Regions from separate parts of the Mus musculus genome. Here region 1 is linked to region 2. Evidence: chromatin contacts called from ENCODE Hi-C or POLR2A ChIA-PET data. All regions are on one chromosome and are shown on one strand. The core of a region is the stretch at or near the end of the contact, and the rest is flanking DNA. Distances in the headings are between cores, read along the strand shown.

Region 1 (6,883 bases), core at 1,745-4,244, 40 kb after region 2:
TTCAAGTACATCTTCAAGAGCCCAAAGTCGTGTGCACGGGAGTGGTGGGCAGTGTCTATCATGCATGCCCAGGGAAGCCAGAGGAGAATGCTGGGTGTCCCGTTCTGTTACTCTTTATTCTCTTGACCCACTCTCTCAGTGGGCCTTAAAGCCTAGCGCTGGATTGGAAGTCAGCAACCTCCATAGCACTAGGTGCTGAGCTTTTCCATGTATGCACTAGGTGCTGGGGCTTTGCCCATGGATGCTGGGGATTTGAACTCCAGTCTGCACACTGTCACTTCGAGTGTTCTTACCCACTGAGCCATTTCTACAGCCCTCACTTTGTTTTTCAAGGCAGGATCTCTCACTGGCCTGGAGCTCATCAAGCAGAGTAAGCTACTTGGCCAACAAGCACTAAGACTCCGCCCATGTCACTTTCCCGGCACTTGAGACCACAAGCTCCTGCCACCAAGCTCCACCTTTTACTTGGGTTTTGAGGATGGAACTCGGGGCCCTCATGCTTGTCACATACAGCAAGCACTGTGCCAACTACTCTCTCCCAGCGACTTCGAAGTCATTTTGAAAATCACAGTGTAGATAATTAATCGATGGAATGCAATGATTTTCTAATTTCACAAGGTTGCAGGCAGCACTAAATAAAGCACTTGTAGCACAAAGTCAGACTGTAGCCCCTACCCCCCACACTCCCACCCCCAACCCCAGCTAATCACAAATCCAGACTGTAGCCCCCCACCCTTTTAATCACTTCAGACAAGTTTCCTTCTCTTTTTATCATTTATTTTTCAAAGTCTGAAACACCCAAAACTAAGGTGTTGGCAGGTTTGATAACTGAGACCCCTCTCCTAGAGGCTGGCTGACTCCTCGCTGTGTCCTCCCATGTCTTTCCTCCAAGAGTCACTCTCTTAGCCTCTCCCCTCTCCATTTCTTCTTTGAGTTAACTTTTCTATTCTACAAGACATAGATGACAGCCAGGCGATTTTTAAAGTGCCAACCTCTCTTCACTTTCAAGGTCAGCTCCGTCTATCTAGTGAGTTCTGGGACAACCAGAGCTACATACTGAGACCCCCCTGTCTTGAAAAAACAAAACAAAACAAAACAGCTAGGCAGTGGTGGCCTTTAATCCCAGCACTCCGTGGCAAAGGCATCTCCTTGAGTTCAAGGCCAGATTAGTTTTCTGAACCAGTTCCAGGACAGCCAGGGCTACACAGAGAAATCCTGTCTTGAAAAACAATGGGCTGGAGAGATGGCTCAGCCGTTAAGAGCACTGGCTGCTCGTCCAGGTTCTGAGTTCAATTCCCAGCAACCACTTGGTGGTTCACAACCATCTGTAATGAGGATCTGATGCCCTCTTCTGGTGTGTCTGAAGACAGTGACAGTGTACTCACATACATAAAGTAAATAAATCTTAAAAAAAAAAAAGGCTGGAGAGATGGCTCAGAGTGGTTAAGAGCACTGACTGCTCTTCTAGGGGTCCTGAGTTCAATTCCCAGCAACCACATGGTGGCTAACAACCATCTGATGACCTCTTATGGTGTGTCTGAAGGCAGCTACAGTGTACTCATATAAATAAATAAATCTTTTTTAAAAACTATAAAGTTGTTTTTTTTAAAAAAAAAAAAAAAAAGTGGATGAGCCACGTGCACAGCACAGCTCACACCTTTAATCCCAGCACTGGAGAGGCAAAAGCAAGAGGATTTCTTTGAGTTTTTGATCAGTCACAGCTACATAATGAGACCATGGCTTTGAAAAGAAAAAAGAAAAAGAGTGAGAATATAATATAAACATTGTTCTACATAAAAACATGAGATAATGGGAGAAAGGCATCCAAAATATCATCTGGCTCTTTGGGGGCGGGGAGAATGGCTCTGTAAGTGCTTATTGCTGCTGTTCTCGGTGAGCTAGGAAGGTTGAGAAAAGAAGCTATCAGAGTGGGCGGGGCCTGAGTAACTGCCAATTTCAATTTTTCGATCAGACTGGAGCTACCTTGGGATGTAATTTTTCGGTTCTGCGCTCCTAGAGGGTTTCAATGCTTTTCGGTTTTCTTATCACGTGAGGCGTCGTGAGCCCCTTCTTCGAGATGAAAACTAGACTGTCCTGGAAAAGCGCACCTAGCGTCCGCACACAATTCCTAAGTGTCGACACATGTTTTAGCCGAACTCCTTCCCGTAGGAACTCAAGGGTCTCCGGGTTATGAGCCTCAACTCTACCTACCCTGCTCTGCCCCAATCGGGCCAGCTGCTACCACGCCTCAGAGTGTAACCAAAACAAAAGCTCTGAGGTCGGCGCCCCACGGAGGCATCTCCCAAGCACAGGCGCACCCCCCAACCTGGGCTCTGCCAAACAAAGACCAAACTCGACCCCGGGACCCGGCCTGCAGAATGATCGGGGAGCAACGCGTGTCTGGGTCATTCTCAGATTCTACCACGGCTACTGGTCACTTCCAAAGAAGAGTTCAAGCAGACTGTGATGCGGTTTCAGATGAGATGCTTCCTGAACGTTCTCGGACGAGAAGGAGAGGCACGGGAAATAAAAAGGCTGCACTAATTTCCTGTGGGCACTCGGAACTCAAAGTAAACGTCCCAGAAAGGTCACCGCAGTCCGAAGCCCACTGCCCCCAGTCAGGCTAAGGAGAGCGCGGGACAGGGGCGCCGGGCACCGCGAAGGCTCCTGGGGACTGAAGTCCCTCATTCAGCCTTCACAGTAATGTTGCGGGACTGGACCAGACAGCGGGACTACAACTCCCAGTAGGAAGTGCGCCTCCGTGTTGCTTACAGCCCCTCATCAAAAGAACTGGTCCAAAACTGCACCTCTAAACCCAGGCTTTCTCTTTACACCAAGCAACTGTTTAATATGACATACTGAAGTAAACTTTGGAATTTAGGGGTAGGGATCATCGTACCTTCTCCCGGAGCCAGAGCCCCGTCGACTCGCGCCACCGCCATACTTGCCGCTTGCTAATGACACCAGGCAACCGTCTTCTGCCGTTCTGTAGAGCATGTAGTCAGCAGTGGGGCGCTGCAAACTACAACTCCCAGGATGCACAGCACTCACTCGACCCAATTGGCTCCCTGATGGGACTTGCTGGCTACAATGTGGGAGGTAAAGCTTAGAAGACCCGGGTTGACACCTAAAGTTGATCTGGTGAGCAAGCTGTATTGTTAGATAAACCATTTCACTCCAGGGCCAGGTGTTTGAGAAATTCGACACTTTTACCACCTGGCACATTATAAAGACGTTGTTTAAAACTGAATTTGAGAACTCATTGCCAGAAGTCTCTATGGCAGCTACCCATTTTGACAATTCTGAATTAAGTTTAAAAGGTTTTAGCTTCTCTATAGGAATGACAGTGAAATATTTTGACATAGTCAAATGGATACGTTATATTTGCAATTTACCCAATCTTACCTAATTAAATAGATTTAAAGCCTCAGAAACTGATATTTTTGTTTTAAATGGTGGTTCTTACACATTGAACAGTTTGGTCAAGGAGTATATTTGATACATATGTACCCAGAACTTTTTCCAGAGTATTCAAAAAAGTTTAAAATAGTTTCCAGAGTCAGGAATACTTACTTTACCTGGTTGGGAGGGCACAGGCTGATCTTTTTTTGATTTAACTATGAACTCGGTAATCGGGAACTAGAAATTACAATCTTTGGACAAAACTTGACAGGGGAAGTAAAATTAAGCTAGGGTTTACAAGGTAACTCAATCGTACAAAGGGGGCTCCACTTTCTTTCATCAACTGCTCAACGTACTAAAAGCTACTCTTGGTGTTCGAGAAATTCAACACTTTTACCACCTGGCACATTATAAGGACATTGTTTAAAACAAACTGATGTTGAGAACTCATTGCTAGAAGTCTCTATGGCCGCTACCCATTCTGACAAGTCTGAATTAATTTTAAAGGGTTTTAGCTTCTCTATAGAATGACTCGCTATAAGGCTCTCTCTGAAGTCTGAGGATTCCTGTTCAGGAAAATTCAGTAACTTGGTGCTTCTAGCTTTTCAGGCTCAAAATTCTAAGAGCATTTCCTCTTTCCTGGTTCCCTTTGGCATCACTGCCCTTAAAGACCTTTCTGTTTCCCATTGCTTTAGTCTAAAGATACTTTTCTATTTCTGAAGAAACAATAAGAATTCCCCCCTTCATTTTAACCAGTAGACACCTTACTTGGAGAACAGTCTTACAACTTTATATGTCTGAAAACAAAGCAAGCCTGTCGTGGTGGCCCAAATTTTAATCCCATCAGTTGGGAGGAAGACTATATATTGTTAGATATTGGAAGAGGCAAGCAGGAGGATGTCTGTGAGTTCAAGGCCACCTTGGTCTACATAGTGAGTTTAATCATAGCCTGAGCTATGCAACAGAGAGATTCTGTCTAAAAACAAAACAAGTACACATGTACACACACACATCAGACACACACACACACACACACATCAGACACACCGGAAGAGGGCATCAGATCCCATTACAGATGGTTGTGAGCCACCATGTGGTTGCTGGGAAATGAACTCAGGACCTCTGGAAGAGCAGCCAGTGCATAAATTAAAACAATTGGAGAGGATGAAGAGACAGCTTAGCCAGTAGGGGAGTTTGCTGCCAAGACTGATGATCTGAGTTCAAGTCCCATAACCCACACAGTAGAAGATGATCACCCACTCCTGAAAATTGTGAATTGTGTTCTGAGTTCCACATGTGTGCTACCTCATTCATGGAGAGAGAGAGAGAGAGAGAGAGAGAGAGAGAGAGAGAGAGAGAGAATATGTAACTTAGAAAAAGGAAGGGCCAGGAGAGAAGTATGCCAAGTCCAGCCTTGGCCACATAGAGGCACCTTGTCTCAGAAACAAAAACAAACAAACAAAAAAAAAAAACCAAATAACAACATCAGCAAACAAGAATAACCCAGAGAACCCCTCCACAGGGTGATCACATACTGGGGATGACCATGCAGTTGTGTCCGGCTTTTCATCACTGAAGAGTGTTGTCGTTCACAAAGTTCACACGAGAAGCACTCTTGTCTTGTTCACTGTTTTTGGTTTTGGGTTTCTGAAACTGTTAGGGATCAAACTAGGCTCTCTTCATCTGAGGCAAGCACTTAACCACTGAGATACATCCCCAACTCAAAGAAAAAAAATTGTTTTAAACTTTTCTGTATTTTAAGGTTTTTTGTTTGTTTGTTTTTACAGAAGCTTTGCATTTTATGAGGTCTTATTTGTCAATTTTTTAATTAATTTTTTTCTTGGATATTTTCTTTATTTCAAATGTTTTCCCCTTTCCAGGTCTCCCCTTCAGAAACCCCCTATCCCATCTCCTGCTTTTTAGGCTTTTTTGAGACAGGGTTTCTCTGTGTAGCCCTGACTGTCCTGGAACTCACTCTGCAGGCCATGCTGGCATCAAACTCAGAAATCTGCCTGCCTCTGCCTCCCAAGTGCTGGGATTAAAGGTGTGCGCCACCACTGCCCAGCCAAAGGAGGTTTTTCTTCAGAGGAAGAGGAAGGGGCTGGTGAGATGCTCAGATGTTAAAAGCTCTTGTTTTGCTGAGGAACAAGTCCCCGCACCCACACTTCAGTTCCAGGGGATCAGATGTCCTTTTCTGATGTCTACAGGGAACCATGAAAATGCAAAATGCACATATATACATGCCGGCCAAACATTTACACACATAAAATAAAAACAAATATTTATACAAAACTGTTAATGTTTTTAATGAGGAGAATTGTGTCAGATAGTTTGAGTTACAAGAAACAAAAAAGAAAAGAAAGGAAAAAGGACAAGATGCTAAAGAGATGTTTTAATGGTTTAAGAGCACTGGCTGCTCTTCCAGAGGACCAGAGTTCAGCTCCTAGCACCCACATGACAGCTAACAACCATCTGTAACTCCAGTCCCAAAAGATCCAACACCTTCTTGTGGCCTCCATAGGAACTACAAGCATATAGGGCACAGACAGAACACTGATACACATAAAATAAGAATAATAAAATCACACGTGCACACACACACACACACACGAAATGATTTAAGTGTGCTTACAACTTTACATCAGGCTGCATTCACAGCTCTATGACAGCACTTGTGGCTCACTGAACACAGGCAGGCCCCCAACAGTCCTGCTCTTACTTCCTTAATCTCCAATTACTTTTCCCAACACTGCAGCCCCATAAGTGACGCCATGCACCTTCCTCAAGGAAGCAGACCCAACAAGAGGGACGAAGTGGTACATCCTATGATCACTGCACATGAGAGGCAGAAGTAAGCAAAAATCTCTGTCCCAGCCTGGTCTACATAGTAAGTAGCAGAATAGCCAGGGCTACATAGTGAGACTTTGTGTCAAAAAGAAAACAGAAAAGAGAGAAGGGGGGGGGGGAGAAAGTAGACTCAAGGCTTGTTCTCCAGGCTTTACACAGATACACACATGGATGCCTAGTGAGTAAGCGCTTACTGTTTTCACACAAGTCATCGTCTCAGAGGTAGGTCTACTGTATGGCGCCTAGACTGGCCTGGTTAAGTGACATTCAGTATAGCTAAGGGAAGGTAAGGGAATATTTGGTTAGCCTTTGTTTCACCGGATTGTTTGTTTGTTTGTTTGTTTGTTTGTTTGTTTTCCTGTGTTGGTGGTGATCACACCAAGTCCTTAACATCATGGGCAAGCAATTTACCATTGAGCTACATCCTCAGTTTATAGGAAAGGGTTTTTTAAATATTTATTTATCTAATTGTACATGAGTAACACTGTAGCTGTCCTCAGACACACCAAAAGAGGGCATCAGATCTCATTACAGATGGTTGTGAGCCACCATGTGGCTGCTGGGAACTGAACTCAGGACATCTGGAAGAGCAGTCAGTGATCTTAACTGCCAAGCCATCTCTCCAGCCCTATAG
Region 2 (6,674 bases), core at 1,985-4,484:
TTGATTTGAACCCTTTCAAACAATATATAACTATAACTATGTATATTATATAGTCACATATAATATATATTGTTTATATATGTTTGTACATATATATAAACAATTCACTAGAATATATAGTAATTTCTGTGGAGAATCTTTTTTTTTCTTGTAAACCATGGGAACTTCTGATTCCAGAATGGATTCGTTTTTTGTACTAATGTAAAGAAATTTTGTTACTTTCTGTAAAACAAAAATTAAAGCATCCACACTGATATGGCTTTAAACTCGAGCTATGTAGGAACTGGAAGCATGTCAAGCAATTTACAATTTACTTAGTTATTAAACTTTTCTGGAAAAAAAGTCTTAAAGGGCTGCAAGAGTTTTCTCATCTCTAGTCATATAGTCTCTCTCTCTCTCCTCCTCCTCCTCCTCCTCCTCCCCCCTCCTCCCCTCCCTCCTTCGCCCCCCCCCCCACCTCCTCTACATTTCCACCAAAGAAATAAAAAAAAGAGGAAGTAACTGTTTCTGTTTTCGAAACGTGCACTATGGGGTGAAGGTTCCAGTTAAGGGACATCTTGAATCACTTTCCAGCTCGAGGTTGGCTTTTGCCGTTGCACTCTGCAAATGAATTCTCTTTATACCTTAGTAAGCCAACACCTCTTCAGTATGTCTACAGCTTAGGGCTTGTACTTTGGCATTGCTTGCTTTGAGACCCGTGTTAATGTTTGCAGCCGTCTAAATATGCATGACCCAGAGAGTGGCATTATTGGGAGGTGGGGATGGACTTTGAGACCCTCCTCCTAGCCACATGGGAGTCAGTTTTCCCCTATCTGTCTTTGAATCAAGATGTAGAACTGTCAGCTCCTCCAGTCCCAGGTCTGCCTAGACTCTGCCATGATTATCATCATTATCATAGACTGAACCTCTGAACCTGTAAACTAGCTCCAGTTGAATGTTGTTCTTTATAAGAGTTGCCTTGGTCAGGGTGTCTCTTCACAGCAACAGAAACCCTAACTAAGACAATGTTTATGTATACATTTTATCTTCATTTCTTATCATACTGCACTGAAATGCAGACGAGCTAACGTCATCCTCTGAACTTAGAAGGGATTCATCTAAATTATCATCTACTATTTAAAATTTTTAATTATTTTTATAATTTACGTGTATCTGTGTGTCCATGTATACCACAGTGCACACACCTGTGGATGTCAGAGGACAACTTATAATAGTTAGTTCTTTCCTCCCATGGGGGTCCCGGAAACTGAACTTTCAAGGCAAGAAGGTTTTCCTGCTGGGTAGCCACCTCCAACCCTCATCTGTTATTTTACTGGATATTTTCTACGCCAGCTACTGTTGCTGTTCTTCTCATTCCTCAGTTATTTTGATTTTTCCCCTGGAAAGCCTGATCAGATTTACTCTCTTTATTGTTTAGAGGTGGATCCGAAAGAACTCCATTTTTACAACGCCAGTTTCTGCTGCCTCTGAACTGTTCCGTCCCAGGCTCCAGCCGAAAGGTTCAGCTCTACACAGACACTGATAGTGGTTCCAGTCTGATAAAGTATGTGTCAGTGCTGATAAAGGCTTCTTTAAAGTACCTACTGCTCCAGTAGCCTTTGGCTGGAAATCAAACACACACTATTATAGACCTTAGTGAGAGACGAGGGTATACATTTAGAAACAGGTAAGAGACATTGTTAAGTGTAACCTGAGGGTAGTTGCTACCTTGTAAAGGTAGGCTCTTCGGTTATTAGAAGTGATAATTCTGTAAAAAGGGGCCAGTGAGGTGACTCAGCAGATAAAAGTGCCCTGACCAGCCCAGCAGTCTGATCCCCCAGGAGCCACAAGGTAGAACCACATTCCAGCGTTTGGCCTTGGCCTTTGCTCTCTGCAAATGAATTTTCTTTACACCTTAGGAGGCCAACACCTTTGCTGGTTCTGCTTTTCCTATGTCTACACCTTAGGCTTGGATCCTTTGGCATCGCTTACTTTGAAACCCTTGATATCCCTTAGATAGCTACAGTAGACTGCCAAGTAGAAGAACCACTAAATAGAGTGGCCAGGGGGCATTGCTTACTTCAGTTGGCAAGGGCTAGTGGTACTAAAATGAATTTTGAACTGTGCCTTGCCATGGTCTCTCAGGACAACTGGATTCTGGAGCACTAGGAACAACCATTCCCTCTTCAGTGACCTTCCTTCAGCTCCTTTCTCAGTAGCCGATTACACACTTGGTCAACCCAGAAGAAATTATGAAAACAACAGACATGGAAAGAAGATAGTAAGCCCAGTCAAAAGGGGACAGAGCCCCCCACACTGCTGGGTTAAAGTATGGTGTGCCCTCCCCCTGAGAGGAATCAGACAGTCATGAGGGTCCTGGCAACCTGCCAGCTTCAAAGACACCCTAATATTCCAAATGACACATAATGCCTACAGGAAGAGAACACAATCACCAGGCAGTGTGATTCTTCATCCATTGGGAACACGGCAATAATCTATTGTTGATGAAAAGCAAGGGGGAAATTACACTTTCATATACATTTTTGCAAAATCCTGCCTCACAACCTCTCTGAGCACCACTGCCCTTCTGAACTTGAGTCAAGCAGAGACAGAACACAAGCCAAGATCTCAACATCCCACAGAGGACTGTCACACACATGTTCCTCCCTGCATGACTTCTCTGATGCCTCCAAAACTGCAGCTCAGTAAGGCCTGGGTAGTCCAAAGTATGAGGAGACAACAAGATAAGAAGCAGCTGGCGCCACAGCAGCGATGAGACTGGCGATAGGGACCAAGTGCAGTGTCGCCAAGCTCTCTGCACTGGGAGTGGAAAAAAGAAGAGAAGTAAGGGGTGGGGGTTGGGGGGAGGAGAGGGGCCTGACTGCGCTCTCGGGTACAGGTCACCTGAGGTGCCTGCTACCAGGCGCTGCGGCGCTGCAGCAAGTGGAGAAACTGAGGATGGAGATGTTCAGGCTCGCCCTGCATCCTCTCTGCAGCGGCTCGGATCATCCGGACCTTGGCAGTCGCAGCCCAGGGCTGAAGCTCTGCCTGCGTCTTCGACCGGGGCCTCGGCTCCCGGGCTCTGGAACGCAGTTGGGACTCCCGGGGCCGCAGCTCCCTACACCCGGCCGGGGACGTTAGGGACCCGAGGTCCGCGCGCGGAACACAGGGCTCTGCAGCTGCGGGGCGCACGAGGCACGCCGCACCGGGCGCTCTCGGGACAGGCTCCGCCCCGCCGCGCGCATAGTCGCAGCTCGCACTCACCGGGTCTCCGGTCTCGCTCGCCGCTCGCCCTCCCACGGGATGTGGACGCTCCGATCGGGGGCCTCCGCGCCAGGCTGTTCTCTCCCGGCTTCCTGACCGCGCTACGGAGCCTCACCCCCGACCCCCGGCTACGATTGGTCCGACTATGGGCGGGGCGGGGCGGAGCGGGGATGTTGACTGACAGCCGCGCAAGCTGAGTGATGTGCCCAGTGGCGAAACAAGGAGTTGGCACTGCCTGTGCTACCCGACCGCCCCAGGGAGCTTGGGTTAGGATGACTGTGTACCTCCGGAGATACACTCTAGCCCGAGGGCTGGACCCTTTTGGAGACACAAATACAGATGACCTTCGGACATCAGCGTTTCCCCGGAGCGTCCCCTCAACCGATTCTCTTCCTGAGAACTAACCACAATGCTGGCCTAGCAGTGGCGGAGCTGCTGGTACCAGAGAAACACTGCTTGCCAAACGTGAGCATAGAGATCTTGAAGCTTCTCTCTTTGAAGTTAGTTCTTGGCAAAAGCGCCAGGATATTCCACCCAAACCACCCTCAATGCTGGATTACCCTAGTTTGGACGTTTTATGTCAAAAGCAGCTTGGTGAATCTGAGATACTGAGAGGAGTTTCTAGAGGACAGAAAGGCCTGTGTGGGACAAAAGACGTTCCTGGCTTAGAGCACAGTGGGGTTGGACTTACTTTTAACCAGAGCAAAATGCTGGGGGATGGGGTGGAGTCTGGGGCTGGAGAGATGGCTCAGCAGTTAAGAGCACTGGCTGCGTGCTCTTCCAGAGGTCCTGAGTTCAATTCCCAGTAACCACATGGTGGCTCACAACCATCTGTAATGAGATCTGACGCCCTCTTCTGGTGTGTCTGAAGACAGCTACAGTGTACTCATATACATTAAATAAATACATCTTTTTAAAAAATGTTAAAAAAAAAAGTCTGCCCTCAGACTTAGTCCCAAGTTGAAGTAGAATCGATATGAATTCCAACTGTCATTAATTATCATTATATTTATTGACAATGGAGCTATAAGAGCCTGAGGTCAGGAAGAACAGAAGCAAAACAACTGTCTTCGGGGCATAATAAGACCACTGGGTTCATGAACGCAGAGCACCTGTGCTTGCCTCTACAAGACTTGAACAAAACCAACCCACCAACATTCTCACATGGCAGGACAAAGGGTTCATGTGTACACACACATTAACTGAAGACCCAATGATGGCATCTGGGAACAGGAGATACTGTTTTCCTAAGGGTATGGACCCTGATAGGTCAACCACTCTCCGGGGAATGGCTTCCCACCTGTTAAGTGTTTGTGTAGCACAAACTGGACTAAGTTGTTTGTTTGTTTGTTTGCTTGTTTGTTTGTTTAAATTAAGAGAACACAGTGAAGGGAGTTGGAGATGGATCACGGGGGAATAGAGAGAGAGAAAATAATCAAAATACATTGCATAAAGTTCTAAAAGGATCAATAAATTTATATTAAAAACTTACAGATTCTGCCAGGTAGTGGTAGCTCACATCTTATTTCCTAGCACTCAGGAAGAAAAGGAGGGCAGATCTCTTACGTTTGAGGCCAGTCTGGTCAGCGCCTGAATTCCAGGACAGCCAGGGCAACACAGAGAATCCTTGACTTTACAAACAACAAAAGTAGCCGGGCAGTGATGATGCCTGCCTTTATCCCAGCACTCGGGAGGCACAGGCAGGCGGATTTCTGAGTTCAAGGCCAGCCTGGTCTACAGAGTGAGTTTCAGGACAGCCAGGGCTACACAGAGAAACCCTGTCTCGAAAAACAAAAACAAGAACAAAAACAACAAAAAAGTATAGATTCTGAGAATAAGTACTAAGTGAGTAGTGGACCCTTGTCTGGTATGTGCAAGGCTCTGGGCTTGATCCACCCCCACCCCCACCCCTGGCCCCCATCACCATCAGCTAGCTGAACATGCTTCCATTTCCTGAGCCCATGCACTGAGCAGCAGTGAGGGACAGGCAGCAAGTGGCATCTCTATTGTCAGTCTGCCTATGCCTTGAGGTTGAGCCCCTGGTGTTACAGTCCCCTTGTAGGCCTTCATCAGCATCCTTAACAGACAGCCATGTACACTACAACTCTCAGCCTGGGGTCTGAGGATTTGCTGCATCTCTGGTTCCAGGGATGAGCATGTTCCCTTTTGTGAGGGGGGTTGGTTTTTTACAGCCTTTTTCCAACTTTAAGCTCTGGTTTCTCTATGTCCTCTTTCTTCTCTTCCTGCCCTGGGGTTGCTTCAGCTGGTCAACTGCTTTCTTCATATGTTCAGGCAAGCCATTGCCTAAGGCTGACTTTTCCACAACTTGATAGCTTTTGCTTGCCTGAATGCTGGGTGGTTGCCTCTCTTGAGACTACCTTCAGAGACCAGGCCACACACTGCAGCTCAAGAGTAATGGCTCAGGAAAAGGAAGCATGTTCAGCTAGCTGATGGTGATGGGGGCCAGGGGTGGGGGTGGAATGGATCACGCCCAGAGCCTTGCACATACCAGCTGGCATAATGGGGCACACCTTTAGTCCCAGCAGAGGCAAGTGGATGTCTGTGATTTCAGAGGTCAGCCTGGGTCTACATAATTGAACCAGAGCTACACAGTGAGACCCTGTCTCAAAAACAAACAAGAGAGAGAGAGAGAGAGAGAGAGAGAGAGAGAGAGAGAGAGAGAGAGAAGGGAGGGAGGGAGGGAGGGAGGGAGGGAGGGAGGGAGGGAGGGAGGGAGAGGGAGGGGGAGGGGAAGGGGAAAAGGGGAGGGGGAGGGGAAGGGGAAAAGGGGAGGGGGAGGGGAAAGGGGGAGGGGGAGGGGAGAAGAGAAAAGAAGAGAAGAAGAGAAGAGAAGAGAAGAGAAGAGAAGAGAAGAGAAGAGAAGAGATGAGGGGAGGGGAGGGGAGGGGAGGGGAGGGGAGGGGAGGGGAGGGGAGACGAGACCTACTCAGCACCATGCATTGTGGCAGGTGGAAGACGTCCAGAGGCCCTCCTGCCTATGTCCCAGCCCTCTATGGCACCACTACAATGTCCGAGTATGTGATGGCAAGATGGGAAAAGGAAGGGAAGGAGGAACAGCCTGATGTGAATAATCTGAGATGTCACCTAAGGCTATGGTGAAATCCCAATTCATGCTGCCAAGAGAGTCAGACGTCGGTGTCCATGTCTATAGCCCATGTTACTACCAAAGGCCACGTAGACATTCCGGGTCTGGTCTGACCCTTGAGATCATATTGATGTCCAGGACTGTCCAGAATTGGCCCCACCCCTTGCCTGGGCAAAGTAGGAGAGCTGGCCCTGGTGGTGTGGACACAGGAGAGCTGATGGGCAGCCAAACTCAGCTCCCATCCGGGCCCATATCCAGAGCTTTGAGCTGGCCCACCTCAACATCTACTCTATCTATGAACTGCCGGAGCATGTGAGGGCCTGGT

Evidence for each region. A loop is a pair of places that touch in the nucleus more often than their neighbours do. ChIA-PET counts read pairs that join two places held with the same protein, here RNA polymerase II (POLR2A).
Region 1: a map of left cerebral cortex shows a loop between it and region 2 (6-fold over the local background). The contact joins the promoter of Cep97 here to the promoter of Nxpe3 in region 2. A Hi-C loop is called at or near these places in 10 of 37 maps with a recorded cell type or tissue (CH12.LX, T-helper 17 cell, T-helper 2 cell and 4 more). POLR2A ChIA-PET finds 5 or more read pairs at or near these places in 3 of 5 experiments (Patski and embryonic stem cell).

Annotation. Positions count from the first base shown.
Region 1 is chr16:55,931,854-55,938,736 of GRCm38, forward strand. It overlaps Cep97 (centrosomal protein 97), which reads right to left and starts at 2,995. Exons shown (of 11, transcript NM_028815.4): 1 at 2,900-2,995. The coding sequence starts at 2,942.
Region 2 is chr16:55,892,045-55,898,718 of GRCm38, forward strand. It overlaps Nxpe3 (neurexophilin and PC-esterase domain family, member 3), which reads right to left and starts at 3,235. Exons shown (of 6, transcript NM_001134457.1): 1 at 2,884-3,235.